2 separate regions of the Mus musculus genome follow, and region 2 is linked to region 1. The links are chromatin loops, found by intact Hi-C in ENCODE. Cell type or tissue: left cerebral cortex. All regions are shown on one strand. Each heading gives the region's core, and the rest is flanking DNA. Links, peaks and the distances in the headings are about the cores only. Region 1 overlaps Nrxn3 (neurexin III). Region 2 overlaps Nrxn3 (neurexin III).

Region 1 (9,198 bases), core at 1,632-6,631:
AGTTTATTAACCTGGTGACTCTCAATTCTGCTGTTCATAAATAGAGAGTTGTGAAGGTTCCCCACAGTAATTCTGTTTTGCTTCCAGCTACATTCACTAAATGGTAGATAATGTATTTTGTGTGCTGTGTGGGTTGTCTATGATGTCTGGTCTGGTCAAAAAACTTTTGTGTTTCTATTTTATAGCTAACTGTTAGAGATTGAAAATAGCATATGTGTATAGCATAGTAAGTATGTGTGTATGACCCAATCTTTAGGTGTATTTTGTGTAGACCCACTGAATCCATCTGTTGTGGAATATAATTGATTTTATGCAAATCTTAAATAATATCATTTTGGAAGTTGCATCTCCAAGGCTGTTGAGTATGATCTCTACCGTCATTGTAAAGGTAATAGAAAATGGGAGAAGCCAAGTGTACAATACCTCCATTGTGAAAAGAAAAAATTCACAATATTGCGGTTTACCATAGACTTCCTCAGAGGTGAAATAAAAGATTTGAATACAGGTAGTGTGTGTGAGTGCATGAGTGTGTATGTGTGTGTGTGTATTCAAGTGTAGATCCACATGTGTGAAAATGAGTGTATGTGTAGATGCACATGTGCCCAAGTGTGTGTGTGTGTGTGTGTGTGTGTGTGTGTATGTGTAGTTTTGTGTAGAGGCTGGAGAACAATCTTGAATGACATTGCTCAGATGCTTTGCAGCTTGTTATTAAGATTTATTTCATTCTTGTTTACATGTGTATGTCTATAGGAGCTTGATACTCTGGAGTTAGCATCCTAGGTAGCTGTGAGCCACAACCAGACTTGGCTATTGGAAACCAAACTCAGGTCTTTTGCAGGAACAACATGAAGCCTCAAACCCTGAACTATCTAGTCCCTAACCTTGCTTTTTGACCAGAACTTCTCATTGGCTTGGAATTTAACAAATAGGCCAGACTGGCTGGATAGTGAGCCCCAGGATGCACCTATCCCTGCTTCCTCGGTGTTAGGATTACACGGGCATGTTACCATGCCTTGGTTATGCTTGTATGCATAGGCAATCTCTCTCTCTCTCTCTTTCTCTCTCTCTCTCTCTCATATATAAGAGATGGATGGATGCATCATGGATGCTGATGTTTGGGCTTTGGCCCTCATGCTGGCATGACCAGCACATGACTAACTGAGCTATCTCCCCAGCCTGAATGCAGGTAAATTTTAAGTTTCCTCCCAACTCCAAAATTCAACGCAATTTAGAGGAAGCAATTGGAGGACTTTTGTGCTGTATTGTTTTCCTGATAAAATTACATGAGATTGGTCCATTGAATATACTATGCTCATAGCTGATATAAATCATATTTACCATCAAAGATAAGAGTAAATGATGTAACTCTAGGGTTAGAGAGTTCACCCTCTGTCATTATTGTGAAAGTAGAACCATTGTATAAAGGATTTGACCACAGAAGAAGGCAGAATATCCACCTGATTTCTCCATTTAATCAAAACAGACTTCTTAATGAGGAAGAAGACAAGAAATCACAAAAATTGACCTTTTCATCTTACAGGACACTTCACAATTTGCAAAACTCTTCCAACATATTTTCTTATTTGATTTTTGAACATTCTTCAGGATTATGCAAAAGAGAGGTCAGGGAAATGTGACTTTCCTGTAGAACTGGGGATGCATCAGGGGCCTCTTGGCATATAGGGGTCCCCCCCCAGGACTCCATTCTACATCCAGCATGGATGTATTGTATATGAAAGAAATAGGTCTTTCTGTAGGCACCTAAAATTAAAATATATGCATGCATGCATTAACATACAACTGTATTGAGTTAACCATTAATACCCAAATGCTGTTTGGATATTTTCATATTCATATTTCAGGGTCATACTGTAACTCAGAATCCATTCTCCACTCTTCAACCTGCTTTACTCAACTTTGTACTGTGGAAGGTTCCCCCAGAATAAATTTTATTAACATCTGTTCTTACTTTCTTTATTCCATTTGAGTAGGACCATAGGGAAGCATTTACTCTTGAGTAAAGAGAAGGAAGGATAGGAATGAAGGGTGGTTCTCTCCCTGAGGAAAGGTGGGAATGGTTTGCTTCTTAAGACTGGGGCATCATTCTTATAAGAAGCTCACTCTCCGTCCTTCACACTCTTTCTCCTTGTTGTTTCCTCTAGGTTCTAGTAAGCAACATTTTCCTTTTCATATCACACCTAGAAGTAGTAAAGATATTCTTGAATAATGTGTGTGTGTGTGTGTGTGTGTGTGTGCGCGTGCCTCTGTGTGTCTGTGTATCATGGAAGATTATTCCCTACCTATGCTTTGATGATATTATCTTAATACAACCTTCATTAAACCTTCATTAAATGTCAAATTAGAGAGAGCCAACTGCTTTCTTTAGCATTTTGACAGACTTGGTGCTATTATTATACATTATGAGTAAGAACACTTAGGCCCAAAAGGATTCCACAGTTAAGTAACTTACCAAGTCATGATTCTACCTATATCTTCTAAGCTCACAGAGGCCACACTCCAAACCTTGGTCTGCAGGTTCACGTTGGTGATGCCTACTTTGCGGCATGAAGTTGAACTCTTGAACTGTCTCAGCCAGGGAAGTTCCTGAAACATGGGATTGTCATTTATAAAGGTCATGTTTTGAGATTTCATAACACTCTTACAAACAAAAACAAGAGCATCTGTAAGAAAATTGAATAACATTGCTTCTGCTCTCTCATCTCATAAATCTGTCTTTCCTGCACCAGCTGAGTTAGCATAATAAAGACAATTCAGATCATGTCACCAGCTGTCTAAAAAGATCCTGTATGTGAATTAATATAAAAAACACCCCTGCTGTGTTTATAAGGCTTTATATAATAGACCTTCTGTATGTCCTCTAATGTTACCTCTCACCACAGCAATCCATTTGTTGTAGCTCGGTGCTTCTCAGTTTGAGTGATTTTCCCCACAAAACACACTTGGCAGCATCTGCAGACAATTTTGGTCATTGGGACAACAGAAGGTGCTATGGGCATCTCATAAGCAGAAGCCATGGATATTGGTAACCATTCTACAATGCTCACACAATCTACCCAACAATCACTCTGTTCATAACAGCAAGCATCTTGCTGTTGAGAATCCCCCTTTGTAGTCTACTGTGTTTTCTTAACATATCCCTTAAGTTGGTAGAAAGGTGTTTACCATACTCTGCACCAAGCACTGAGGTCAATATGTTCACTTGCATGACCCTGCCCTCTCTGGGCCTGTTGATACAGGATCCCCTCAGCTGGTAAACATTCCCACTGTCTGCTCTGTGAATTATTCCTTTTCATCACTGAAACACAGGTTACATAGTCTGACATCACTAGACAAATGACAAGGTGAATGTGCTGAATTCCCACCATCTGTTGTCCAGCTCTCAAGCTTAGCTAATTACCACCAAATTATGCATGCATGCATGCTGCTGGAACCTTAGGGTTATCATGCTAAGTTGGTCATTGATGTGGCTCAAAAGCATATTGTTGGGCAGGGTTGTTGGTTGCTTTCTGTTGCATTTTGGTACCATGAAAGATAGTCCTTGGGGAGTACATTTAGGTCAGTTCCAGATCAGGAGCCTCTTCTGGGTCCTGTTTCTGAAATGCATGATATCTTTAGCAATGTGACTTCTCTTCCACTCTGGAGCTAACCAAGGTCAGCAGCAATCCCTGTGTGATTTGAGAGTTTCTTGGTCATCCCTTATCAATGACTCAAAAGAAGGCTCATCAAAGAAACTTCTCTTGCAACAGATGGAGATCACTACAGAAAACTACAAACAATGCAGAGTTGTGGAGCTCAATCCCAACATATCAAAACAAAACAAAAGAAAACAAAAAAACAAAAGAAAACATTCTCACACTTAAGGCTCAAGGAGCATTGCTTAAGAAGTACCCAAGGAGCTGAAGCCCCATGGGAGGAACATCAATACGAACTAACCAGTACCCCCAGAGCTCCTTGGAACTAAACCACCAATTAAAGAAAACACATGGTGGAACTTGTGGTTCTAGCTATATATGTAGCAGAGGATGGCCTAGTCGGTCATCAATGGGAGGAGAGGCCGTAGGTCCTGTGAAGGTTCTATGCCCCAGTATAGAGGAATGCCAGGACTGGGAATGGGTGTAGGTGAGTTAAGGAGCACGGGGGTGGGTAGGGGATTTTTGGAGGGGAAACTAGGAAAGGGGATAACATTTGAAATGTAAATAAAGAAAATATCTAATAAAAAATAAACTTAAAAAAAAAAGAACGGAAGGAAAGATTGTAAGAGCCAGAGGGTCATGGAGTTTCCTGTGAGATTGTGTCTCTTACTAGTATCAGAATTACTAGATCAGAGTGTTCTATTGTAGGAGTGTAAATACAGAATTGACACTCATAATGTCTCACCAGTGTGACTTCCCAAACCTGAGCTGAACATACATACCTTGTCCACCAGAGGGAGGACACTGTTCCACATCCACTTTGTTGAGTTCCCAGATCTGTTGGCCACTGTTGGGTCTGTTCAAATTGGGGATTTGTTCTGCTCCTGCTGTTGCAAAATGCAGATTTAGAAGCTGGCAGGCATTTCTGCATAGATTTGCACATTGTTTAAGATCAGCCCAGTTTTGATGGAGAGTAATCTGTGTATGTTGGAATATTTTTCAAGAACGCAAAAATACTCTTAGGAAGTTTGTGAAGCCATGACCGGGAGAGGTGTGGGGAGGGACATCTTCAAGGGACTAAACAAGAAGGTGGAAGATGTAACTGGTTGTTTAGTGGCTTTTTTTGCTTACACGGTTACCATGAGAGCATCTTGTTTTGCATGGAAAATGGCAGACAGCCTGGTGCTAGGAAAAGAAGTAGTTTTACATGCTAAATGAAAAATGAGAACAGAAAGTCTACATCATGAATAAACACAGCATAGTGCTCACAATACTGTGTTGTCCACATGGTAGCAATATCACATAATTGTTTAGTCTCTTTTTCTTACCACTGCCTGCCTGTTCTTCAAGACTATATGAGGTACAATGGAGCCATCCCCTAATGTGTGTGTATAGGCAAGAACCTCCAAACTGTTCATTTAACCCATTTTCTCTAAAATCTCCAATTTGTAATAGAATTTCACAGCAGATGTGATTATATTTTAATTGAAAATAAAATCAAATTTTAAAAGCAAACTTTGTCATATCTAAAACACCTATAACAGTATGGCTGAAATGGTTACAACTATAATTTTTAAAATTATTCCTGGAGTCATGGGAGTCTCTGTGCACTAATTTGATTAAAGAAAATAAGACTGAGAAGATGGAAGGGCAGAAAATTCCTCCTTCAAATGAAGGATCATTTTAAACAACTCATGTTTAATTCCAAGCAAGGAAAGGACAAAACCCATTACCATACATTTGGAAAAGTGGGATGCTGCCAGATGATTCTGATGCAACAAAAAAAGGACTGGCCAAGCAGGATGAAGCTGGGACAGGTTCGTCTTTGCTCACAGTAGACTTTATGGTTGATAAACATGCTAAGGCTTGTCCCTGTGATGGCTGTATAGAGGAACAAAAGCAAACTTATATATCAATCTACTGTTTGTTCTATCTTTAACTGAAGATTTGTGGAAATGGCTCTACAAGAGAAATATATAACAAATTATGCAGGCATGGGACTTTGAATCAAGAGAAATTACCAGCATTTTACAATCCTAAGGTATTCCTTGTATAGACTTAGGTGGTCATACAGCATATTCCTGTCTGAAACTGGAGGTTACATGAAGCTTTGACTGAACTCTTTTTTTTTCTTTTCTTTTTTAAAATTAGATATTTTCTTTATTTGCATTTCAAATGTTTTCCCCTTTCCTAGTTTCCCCTCCAAAAATCCCCTATTCTCTCCCCCTACTCCCCAACCCACCCACTCCCATTCCTGGCCCTGACATTCCCCTATACTGGGGCATAGAGCCTTCACAGGACCTAGGGCCCCTCCTCCCATTGATGAAGCACTAGGCCATCCTCTGCTACATATGCAGCTAGAGCCACCAGTCCCACCATGTGTTTTCTTTGATCGGTGGTTTAGTTCCAAGGAGCTCTGGGGGTACTGGCTAGTTCATATTGATGTTCCTCCCATGGGGCTTTCTTCCTCTTACTGCTTCCTCCATTCTGCCATCTCTCAAACTACATCAAAAACAAAGCAAAACAAAAATCAAGCACAAAGCTTAGTATACTATCCACTGAGCTATAGAAGACATGAGGAATCCACAAGTCACCAAAAGCTGTCTTAGGAAAAATAGAAACTCTGGACAGAGCCTCTTGAGAATAATCAAGAAAAATGCTGAGGACATGACAAAATAATGAAGAATATAAAACAAAGTAAAGTAGCTTAGTAGTGCAAATGATTTCACCTACCCAAACGCAAATAAACAGAAAAGCCTCACAAAACCATCTTCTCTAACATATTCATAGACTAGAAAGCCTTACGAAAATTGAATCGTGGCACAGTGATTCACAGCTAACGTTCTAAACACTGAATTTGAGCAAAAGAAAAAACAGAGGTTGTAGGCTGAAGGCAGCCGTGAGTGAAAACAGCATGCCCACATAACTAACTTGAAATGATTCACAACAAAGTCAGGCAAAGAAAGTCTGGTTAATAAAGTGTTGTCAGAGAGTAAGTGCTAGAGCCACCACAGTGAAGACTAGAAGAAAGCAGCATGAGAGATGAATAACATCATAGAGAAACTAAGAGGCCTCGAATACAGAAGGATAATTCCACCTTAAAGTAGGGAAAAAAGACTCAGAAGGTAAAGACCCTTACTGTGTAAGCTCGGCAATCGAAGTCTAATTTCTGCTATATGCATAAAGGTGGAAGGAGAAAAGCAGTTCCACAAAGTTTTCTTTTGTCTTCCTCAACTGTGCTTTGGCACACATGCAACCACCCATAAAGATACACAATAAATACATAAATACATACATACATACATACATACATACATACATACATACAAATAAATATACATACACACATACCAGCACTCAAGAAGATCAGGCAAAAGGATTGCTGTACATTTCGAGCCAGTGTGAGCTCCATAGTGAGTTTGGAACTAGTTTAGTCTACACACTAAGACTTTGTTTGAGTGAGAAGTTAGAGAGTCTAGGAAGAACATTTTAACAAAGAAACTGTCTGAAAGTATCAATTGGAAAATATTTATTTTTCAGCATAAGAACTAACTGTTTAGTTGGGGACTTAGCTCAGTGGTAGAATGCTTACCTAGCATACTTAATAAAGTGAGTTTAATCCTCAGTACTAAATTTAAAAACAACAACAACAAAAACCCTGAACTGTAGGTCAAAATGACATTTTGTATAGTATGCTTATCTGAGATACTTACTGACTTTGCTATTGCATTCAGATAATATATGTTAGGGAAATAGAAATAATTAAAATAATACTAATGCTGAAATTATATAACCCCAAGTATAATAAATTAATGATTGTTAAGTTCTTTCTGCAATAAATATGGAAATTAATTATTAAAAAATAATGGAAAATCATAATATAACCCAGAAGAGAAATGCCTAAGCAGATATTCACATTCTTGAGCAAGTTTAGTTGATGAGTACTTGTAAGTTCCACTTTTTTTTTAAAGAAAAGTTTAATAAAAAGATGTAAAGTATATATTGGATATTAGTCCCCTATCAGATTTAGGATTGGTAAAAATTCTTTCCCAATCTGTTGGTGGCCTTTTTTTTTTTCTTATTGACAGTATCTTTTGCCCTACAGAAGCTTTGCAATTTTATGAGGTCCCATTTGTGGATTCTTGATCTTACAGCACAGGCCATTGCTGTTCTGTTTAGTAATTTTTCCCCTGTGCCCATATCTTCGAGGCTTTGACCCACTTTCTCCTCTATAAGTTTCAGTGTCTCTGGTTTTATGTGGAGTCCTTTGATCCACTTAGAGTTGAGCTTTGTACAAGGAGATAAGAATGGATCAATTCAAATTATTCTACATGATAACTGCCAGTTGTGCCAGCACCATTTGTTGAAAATGCCGTCTTTTTTTCCACTAGATGGTTTTTAGCTCCCTTGTCAAAGATCAAGTGACCATAGGTTTGTGGGTTCATTTCTGGGTCTTCAATTCTATTCCATTGATCTACATGTCTGTTGCTGTACCAGTACTATGCAGTTTTTAATCACAACTGCTCTGTAGTACAGCTTGAGGTCAGGCATGGTGATTCTCCCAGAGGTTCTTTTATTGTTGAGAATAGTTTTTGATATCCTAGGTTTTTTGTTATTCCAGATGAATTTGCAAATTGCCCTTTCTAACTCAGTGAAGAGTTGGAATTTTAATGGGGATTGCATTGATTCTGTAGATTGCTTTCGGGAGGATAGCCATTTTTACTATATTAATCCTGCCAATCCATGAGCATGGGAGATCTTTTCATCTTCTGAGATCTTCTTCAATTTCTTTCTTCAGAGATTTGAAGTTCTTGTCATACAGATATTTCACTTCCTTAGTTAGAGTCACACCAAGGTATTTTATATTGTGACAATTGTGAAGGGTGTTGTTTCCCTAATTTCTTTCTCATCCTGTTTATCCTTTGTGTAGAGAAAGGCCACTGATTTGTTTGAGTTAATTTTATATCCAGCTACTGCACTGAAGCTGTTTATCAGGTTTAGGAGTTCTCCTGTGGAATTTTTGGGGTCACTTATATATACTATCATATCATCTGCAAATAATGATATTTTGACTTCTTACTTTTCAATTTTTATCCCCTTGATCTCCTTTTGTTGTCGAATTGCTCTGGCTAGGACTTCAAGTACTATATTGAACAGGTATGGAGAAAGTGGGCAGTCTTGTCTAGTCCCTGATTTTAGTGGATTGCTTCCAGCTTCTCTCCATTTACTTTGATGTTGGCTACTGGTTTGCTGTATATTGCTTTTATTATATACAAAGAGCTCAAGAAGCTGAACTCCAGAAATTCAAGTAGCCCCACTGAAAAATGAGATACAGAGCTAAACAAAGAATTCTCACCTGAGGAATACCAAAGGGCTGAGAAGCACTTGAAAAAATGTTCAACATCCTTAATCATCAGGGAAACGCAAATCAAAACAATCCTGAGATTCCACCTCACACCAGTTAGAACTGCTAGGATCAAAAATTCAGGTGACAGCAGATGCTGGTGAGGATGTGGAGAAAGAAGAACACTCCTCCATTGCTGGT
Region 2 (9,198 bases), core at 1,844-6,843, 110 kb after region 1:
ATGTGGATGAAGAAAAACCCATGAGACCTCAAACCTATGCAAAGACCTGAGGAAAGTTGGAAGCAGGAGAGGTATTCTTTCTCACAGAAAAACGCACATTTGATTAGTCCCAAATGGTTGATCCTGAAAATGTACATACAAGAAATATATGAACAGAGAAGGTTATATTTAGGAGTATATATGTATACACACACACACACATACACACACTGACAATTAAAAAATTAAGTCATGAATTTAAAGTTAAGTGGAAAGGGGTGTATGAGAGGACTTGGGGGAGGAAATGGAAAGGAGAAATATAATTATAATCTCACAAATTTTTAAAATAAGGAAAGAGGATGTTTCAACGATTATATCAGATGAAATCATACCAGCAGAAACAAATTGAAAACTGTGGAATATAAACCCATTGGACTTTTCTTATCTATATCATCAATATGCAGTGAAATTTTCATTATTAGTGTCCAGGTTTCAAGTAACCAAGATCCTATTATGATATTTAATAAGGCCAAAAATGGCCTTGTTTAAAAGATAAATGATAAAATGATTAATGTTTGTAAGTCCTTAGCAGTTTTCCTATCCATGTGTTTTCTGGAGTCTCTGTCTATAGACAGCCATGGAACTTATGCGGACACTTTGCATTCAGAGAAATATCCCCCATTTCCCTGTAGTTTGAGATTGTGACCTTATTTTCTCTGCTCTTGGGTGCTTTGCTTGATGCGCCTCTGACAATGTGTTCCCCACTCCCCCTGTGATTTCGGAGTATATACTCCCTTGTTTCATGCGTGATGTTTTGAGTAGTATTTACATTCACTCATGTGGCACAAATTTTGAATATTCCTTATGAGCTTGTACACCGCATACCTGGTAGAACCATCATCCAGAGGCAGAGTTCTCAACCTTCCTAATGTTGTTCATGACCCTTTCATACAGTTCCTTCTGTTCTGATGACCCAACTATAAAATTATTCTCATTGCTACTTCATAACTCTAAGCTTGCTACTCTTATGGATGGCCATCTAAACACGTTTTGGAGATAGAGGTTTGCCAAAGGCGTTGTGCCTCACAAGTTATGAAGAGCTGGTATAGAGCATCACTGGCATCCAGGACTTAACTAGACAGATGTAAGTTAAATATTCTCCTTATATGACAACTATAGGGGGCTGAAAATGCATCATATTGACCTATATGATGTAGACATATCTATTCATTGTCCATGAGATATGTGATCATTAGGTCTTGAATGAGACCTTCTTTGGATAACTGCCTTTATGTTTGCATTGCAATCCCAGACATCCAGTTGATCCCTAAGCATAGTGAAAGTGACTCTATAAGAAACAAAAGAAGTGAAGACAAAGACCAATGGAGAAACTCTTGTGAAGGCAAAGGTGGGAACTGAATTAGGGCAGCTATAACAGAGGATCAAATAATCTAGGTATAAGATATCCCTGCAAAAACGTTCTCTCCAATATCCTTTGTGTTTAATTTTTAATTGAAAATTTGAACATTTTTTGCCAACTTCTCATACAGCAATGTTATCAAAATAAGAACAGTATATCCCCCCTCTCAGTCTACTATGCACTACAACATAACTAAAATCTCAAATAGAAATAAGGACTGCACTTGCATAGCCTCTGCTTCCTTTATTAGACTGTCAATGCTGAGCAAGTTGACACAAACTAAGTACGAACACAAGTTTAACATATTAACACCTGGTAGAAGGGAAGAGTGTGCTTGATTGATCCCAATGATAGCATTAACTTGAGAAAACCAAGAAATTCAGAGCAGTGAAATCTAGTTTTGCAGGTTGATGACAAAATTGCCTCTAGACACCTATAAATTTGGTTTCCTAGTGGTTTCCTAGGAGGGAGTATTTTCATATAAAGTAGGTGTAGGTTTTGGAATTATCTGTGGAATGTGCATGGTGACAATCTATAATCACAGCATTGTAGACACTGATACAATGCTGTCCTTATCCCCTCCAGTTCCCAAAATAGCATGAAGTGCCAATGTCAGTGAGTGGCACCGGTCATTTTCCAGCACTTAAATCCCTTAGTTTTGTCTAGCTTAGTTGATGGCAATTTAAGATGACAAATGAGTAAAATGAGAGTCCTGGCTTCAGATTAGACAGACCAGTAGCAGTTTCCTGGGAGGATACCCCTGTCTGACTAATGCTGATTAACCCTGACAATGGTATCTTAGACTGTGTGCCAGCTAAACTCCCAGTCTTCATAATATCAGGAGGCTAGTAATTTTCATTCATATTTTTTTACCTGAGGCTTCGAGATGTTAGGGTTCCAGACAGTTCTGTAGATGTGTCAGAGTTGAGATTTGAACCCCTGAAGGATGCTCCTAACATCTCTGTTCTCATATGAGATGGGAAGGAATGCTGTGTTAAAGTCTGAGTGCCTAAAGCACAAATAATATCTACAGTGATGTTGGGACGCTGACTGTAAAGCCACAGAACAGGAAATGAAATTCCCATGCTTCCTCTTGTTGGAGCAAAGGCGATATATAGCTTGAGTTAACTGAATATTAAGGCAGGATGAGAGTTTCCTATACTCACCATAAATGAACACAGATGGACCCTCTTCAAAGAGAGATTCCTCCTACTGAATTTTAATAGTGTTCTCCTGCAGAACACATTTGCAAAATGGATCATAACATATTCATATTTTTCTCTAGCCTGCCAAGTATGAAATGATTAAGAAACCTGCTTGCACTTTAAATATTGTTAGCATATCTGTGTGTATTTCAAGTGTATCTGTGATAAATATTTGTTAATTGAATATATACACACAAACATACATGATGCAATATATGCTTACATATATCAAGTTTAACAAATATTTGTTGAATTATGATGAATATAAATATGGAGTTGTAGAAATTCAAAGATAAAATTATTTCCAGCTCTCAAGGAGCTTTACAAGAAGAGATGAGACATTTCTGTTTCAGTTGTGAGTGGTCCACAATATTTTGGTAGTGTTCCATCAAGGATGGCATCTGTCCCATGGGTTACTGGCATCACTTGTACAGCATTATAAATTCAGCTTCATCGGCAGGGTCATACATAGTTCAGCTATATCAGAAATGCCATGGAAAGAGCCTCACTGATCCCTGAGGTCTTCTTGTTTGTTTGTTCAATGCCAAGAATTAAACTCAGGCTTTATACATTCTAGGTAGCCACTCTAGGCATCAACTACACACTCAGTTGGCTTGTCTCGGTAGTCTCTTAAGGGGATTCTGGAGCAAGCATGTTAATGCTGTTGGACTCACTGGGCTATACAAAAATGTAAATGCAAAAGATGGTCTCATAGTTGACAAGCTACAAAGAAGGAAGCATCATTTCTAGTAGTCATGGATATCAGGTAGATTTTTAGTGAGCAGAATGATTGGAAAGAGAAAAGTAAGGCGAAGAGACAAGAGAAGCCAAACTTCGTTTGCCTGGTTTTCAGGGCAGGATTTGGCTGTAAGGCTAGATAGAGGTCAGGTAGTAGAAGACCTTACATGACAGGCTGTGGAACTTAGTTCTCTGAAAGTAGAATGAGGAGCATAAATGTTTTGTGACCACAGGAGACACTCAATCAAAGCAATCTTACAATTGTTATTTTATTTATTCAGTGAATGTGTTTCTTTTGTGTGTGTATGTATGAGTATGTGTGTGGTATGTGTGAATTTGTATGTGTGTGTGTGTGTGTGTGTGTGTGTGTGTGTGTGTGTGTAGGTTTTGTACTATTATACCAGAAGAGCACATTGAATGCTAAATCACTCTCTGCCTTCTGCTATTGAGAAAGGATCTCTCACTGAACCCGGACCTATGATGGTAGCTATCAAGTCCCAGATCTTCTCTTGTCTCCTCCCCTGGTAGCACTGTGATTGTAAGCAGGTATGCCTGGCTTCTCACATGGGTGGTGAGGATTTAAACTCGCATCCTCATTTTTGTGCAGAATGTATTCTTACTCATGGAACCATCTTTCTAGCCCATGTGTCCAATGAATGTGTTTTTATCCCATTTTCAAGAACACAATTCAGTTCTACAAGTTATTTTTATGTGGTGGGCAAAGCCATCATGTCACTAGTCTTTCTTATGCAGCATGAAAATAATATCAGCAACCCAACAGTACTCATTGTGTCTCTTCCTCTTTTCTTCCCTTCCCTCCCTCCTCCTCCATGCCTTTTTCTCCCTTCTTCCCTTTTCCCTCCCCCCCTCCTTTCTGTGTTTGTGTGTACATGTTGTTTGCTAATTTGGAGCCACACAGCTGTTTTTGAATTCAGCTGGGCTTCAGTAAGCCACATAAAAACAAAGAAAAATGTCTCTGGTGCTGCTTTGTTCCTGGCAATCAGGATGACTCTGCTCTGAAGTGGGGCAGGTGGCCTCTACCAATGCTAATTCCAGCATCTCAACCAGTTGGGCATCATAAGTGTTTGTTGGAAGGGAAATAAATCTGTCCATAGCCCTGATTGCTTCTTTTTGTCCAGCATTGTGGGCACCTGGCTGGCCACCCACCTTCCTTTTCTTCCCTCCTCACTTGCGTCATCTTTCCCTTTTCCTGGGTCAGTGTATTTCAGTCCCTCTGTACCCTAGATGAGCTCATTCATTCCCAGCCTTTCTCCTAGCAGTTCTCAGCTTGCTTTCTTTTGTTGGGATAATTAATCCTCTGCTTTGCGAGAGCAGGTGGATGATTGGTTTGTTGCTTTAAAAAAAAATCCTTCCCTTTCTTTTATTGTATCAATCATTAGTCAAGCCACAGTTCAGTCTATTCTCTCTGTGTTGACTAATCTCCTTGAATATCTGTCCTGGTGGTACTGGGGAGTCCAGGCTGGGTCCTTTATTGAGTAAGAAAGGTGAAAACCCACCCATCAAGTTGATGTGATTCATAATGTTTAGTGGTACAAGGATTGAGTCATGAAGACCAGAGACTGGCCATTAGTTCATGAACCCCAACTAAACAAGCATATCTGTCCCCTTCACAGCCTGTTGGAATTGTAGAGATTTTAAAGACATTAATCTTCTTGTGTGCATCTCTTCTAATATCCCAGAATCTTCACTACAATTTTTTTTTAATCTCAATTTCAAATTTTTGGAAAGTGTAAGTTCGTTTTGTCAAGGACTTTCAGTTTATTTAAATAATTGCTATGCTAGATTTCTTTTCTACACTTTGAGGAACCTTTTAGAGAGTAGCTGATTGTCTAATAATCCATTTGTAATGGATATGAAATTTTATCAAATATTCATTTAAAATCAATTTGAGACAGAATCTCATGTGCTTAGGCTAGCCTTGAGTATCCTGTACACTGGAGAATGATCTTGGAATTGTGACCCTTCTGTCTCCACCTCCTTGGTGCTATGACTACAGTCATGAGCTTTTATGCTGTTTATGTGGTACTGAGGGTGGAGCTCAGGGCTTTGCTCTGACAGTCAAATACTCTGCTAGTTGAACCATATCCCAAGTCCTATCCAAGCTTCTAACAGTGCACTTGATATCCACTCTTAATTATAAAACTCTTTTTATTTTTGCACAATAAGCTAGTTTCTTTGACTCAGTGATATCATATCAATAATAACGGCAAAAGTAATAGTAATGAGTACACTAAATATGTTTCTTAAATATAAGAGCATTTTATAATTTCAGTGATTCATATTTTTCTGATATTCAGTTCAACATCTCTGCCCAAGAATTTATAGAAGGTGTTGTGAAGTTAATAAAGGTGAATATATGAATAGTTACTACCAGAGGATGATTGAATATTGAGTGAAAATAGACAGTCTCTCTCTCTCTCTCTCTCTCTCTCTCTCTCTCTCTCTCTCTCTGTGTGTGTGTGTGTGTGTGTGTGTGTGTGTCTCCTGTCTCTGTTTCTTTTGTCTGTCTCTCTGTCTCTGTCTGTCTCTCTCTTTTTCTTTGTGTGTGTGTGTCCACATGCACACTCACATGTGAGTTTGTGTATATGTAATAAGAGCTTTTTCAGAGGTTCAAAATGTGAAGTGTATAATATTATAGGAAAGAGAAGACCTCAGTTACAGATGTTAAAAAATACAGAAGTCATCCAGAAGAAATAGGACAAATTGAGTGGATATTGATTGAAAGAAAAAACACACACTCTCTGAAGAATAAAAGACTAAGACCATGAGAAGTGGCTAGGCACAGCTTGGATGGCTTGGTGACATAGACTTTAACTAGTGGATAACTGTTTGTCTTAGGGTTTCTATTGCTGTGATGAAACACCATGACCAAAAGCAATTTGGGGAGGAAAGGTTTTATTTCATCTTATAGTTTTTACTACATCACTGAGGTGCTAACTAAAAACTGGAAGTTTAAGCCAGGAACTAAACAGGAGGATGCTGCTTACTGGCTTGCTGCCCTTGGCTTGCTCAGTCTGCTTTGTTATACCATCCAGACCCCTGTGCCCAGGGGTGATACTCAGACTGAGCTAGGTGCCCCACATCAATGTTCTCAAGAAAATGTCCCACTGACCTGCCTGTCGGCCAATCTTATAAAAGCATTTTCTCATCTGGAAATCCTTCTTCACAAATGATTCCAGCTTGTGTCAAGTTGGTGTTGGCATAAAATGAACCAGCATACTGTTTATGATCTTGGACAAAGGTCAACCTATGTCTTGTGGTCAAATCCATTACTCCATCTGACTTTATAAATAAAGTTTTATTTAAACACAGTTATACCTATTTGCACACACACACACACACACACACACACACACACACAGAGAGAGAGAGAGAGAGAGAGAGAGAGAGAGAGAGAGAGAGAGAGAGAGAGAGAATGCCTATGGCTTTGTTTACATTCCAATAGCTAAAATGCATAACTGCAAAAGAAAGTATAAGGCTCATATGTTGGAAATGTTTGCCACATGGTCCTTGAGTTTGTTAACCTTTGGATCCATTTTCACAAATTACAACATTTTTTTTATGCTGGAGGCATCCCTCAGAATAATAATGAGCAATCACTAGAAACATAGATGTTTCTAGAAAATTATCCCTCACAAGCCTCAAATATGTGAATACGCATGTGTGCATGCATTTCTTTTAAGGTACCATGGTAACAGTGGTAAATATAGCTTGTATTTTGATAAAATATCTGTGTCTAATTCCAGAGCAATGTCCTGTTTGGACCCTTCTGGTATTTATGGAAGAAAGGTGACCATGAGAACTAATTCATGGGACATTAACAGTCATCCCCTGAGAAAGGTTACTTTGGAGAAATGTTAGCTAAAATACCCAGTGACAGGGAATGGCAAACTCCTTGTGAACTTTGGTCACATTTGTCACACAACCAAGGCACTCCCCAACCTAATTGTTCCTGCTTCACCCAGGGTCAAGCATTTCATAGTCATCACACACAATGCATAGGGGCTTCCTTTTGTGTATTTGTTAACGATTCACTGGTTGAAGTGGGATGCACAGTAGGTGATTTAATTAGTCAAGGGTTATTTCAAATATAGAAAGTACTTAATTTTATTTCTTCATCAAAAAGGTCCTTGGCTTTCAATGAATGGCATGTAGCTCTTTGGTTTACACTTGGTGATTAATTATTTTCTTCACAGTTAACTCACTTGAAAATCTTGGCATTTGTTTTGTATGTATGTTTATGTGTGTGTTATGCATGCATGTATATATGTATGTATGTGTAAGTTCTATCTGTGCAGGATCTTAACTATATAATCCAAGATGTCCATGAACTTGCAATCTATATATTTGCATCAAACTCCATATCATATAACTATGTCAGTTATCACTGTCTAACATAGTAAACCTTTCTTTCTTTAGCATTATGACCCAGGTTTAGCAATCATAGTCATCCTTAAGGTGGAAGAATGTAGAAAATAAGACCCAACTGTTTCTTATCCCTTCTCACCACACTTCCCTCCTTTTCCTGTCTTCTTTTTAATAAACCTGATAGTGATACTCATAATAAATGTGTAATTTCTTAACAGAGCCAGCATGGTGGAATAAAAAGCAGGTGCCATATTTAAATAGACTGAAGTTCAATTTCTAGAAGGCTTCTAAACTATTAGATGTCTCCCAATCAATACTGAAAACTTTCGATTGAGATGATATAGTTTTGATATATGTATACATGAGTATATGCGTTTGTGTATGTGTGTGTGTGTGTGTGTGTGTGTGTGTGTGTGTGTGTGTGTGCATGCATGCACACTGAAAGCTCTAGTCTTTATTTTGTACAATGCCCTTGATTTGAAATGTCTGATTAAACCCACAGAACCCGTAACTCCATCAATGACAACTACTTGGCAGTAGTTTCTCCCATATTATTCTCAAGGAGCAAGAGAAGGAAGGGTACAGGAAGTGTTTGCATGAAGCAGACATGCACAAATGGCTTCTAGCATGCTATGAAAAACAGAGATGAGTTCTTTTTCCCTGTGCCATGGAGAGAGAGAGAGAGAGAGAGAGAGAGAGAGAGAGAGAGAGAGAGAGAGTGTGTGTGTGTGTGTGTGTGTGTGTGTGCTAAGAGAGAAAAATAAAAGTATGGATATTTTACAGATTTAGATCTTTGTTCTTTTCATATTATATTTTTAGTATCTTCCTAACAAAATATTCACTTTGCCCTCCAATTTTAGTAATCACATTACCCCTCCAAGAAATAATCATATTGGTTGATAATTACATGAGAAACTTAGGTGCTCTGTCCATTCATCAGAGAATTTTGGTGGACTATTTTGATGTAATATAGATCTCCTCAGCTATCAAACAGAGAAATGTTGCCTGTTATCATACCAGAGTATGGAAGTAATTTTACTATGAGATTAGGTTCATGATGCTCTCTCTCAGGCTCCTGTGCTCCTGAATGCTTCTTTCCATGGGAATCCTAGAGTTCTCAACTTTCAGTGGTTCAGCTTTGTCCTTGCAGTGTCCATGATGTCTTATCTTTGAGCCAGAGGAAAGCAATAGAGCTTTACCTCTGTCCAGACAGCCCAGAGTGGAAAACACAAGTATAGGAGACAATGACCCCTTTGTAGCATACTCTCTCAGTGATGTTTGGGAAACTAGGAGGAGAGAAATAGAGCAAAGAGAGAGTAGGGGGATGGGAAACTGAAAACAAAGGAGAATTTTGTGCACACAGATAGACATACACATGAACACACAGCGACATAGACACATACACACACACATATGCACATACATACACAGACAGACAGACACACATACACACACACAGAGACATGG

Evidence for each region. Hi-C counts contacts between places; a loop is a spot of excess contacts. Peaks named below come from ENCODE experiments on the same cell type or tissue, not always from the same donor. Only the 100,000 strongest peaks of a DNase experiment are listed, where the experiment ranks them.
Region 2: a loop joins it to region 1, with 3 times the contacts of the local background. A loop is called at or near these places in 4 of 42 quality-filtered maps.

The regions. Positions count from the first base shown.
Region 1 is chr12:89,327,168-89,336,365 of GRCm38, forward strand. All of the region lies in intron 7 of Nrxn3 (neurexin III), which reads left to right. Among named protein-coding and RNA genes, the nearest start is that of Gm40537, 360 kb to the left of the region's middle. In left cerebral cortex, for the core only: a CTCF peak has its summit at 4,440 (motif pointing right); DNase peaks (open chromatin) are centred at 4,554 and 6,529; H3K27ac peaks cover 2,297 bases.
Region 2 is chr12:89,438,040-89,447,237 of GRCm38, forward strand. The region is part of intron 9 of Nrxn3 (neurexin III); the gene reads left to right. Among named protein-coding and RNA genes, the nearest start is that of Gm40537, 470 kb to the left of the region's middle. In left cerebral cortex, for the core only: no CTCF peak of the experiment used is centred there; a DNase peak (open chromatin) is centred at 4,476; H3K27ac peaks cover 341 bases.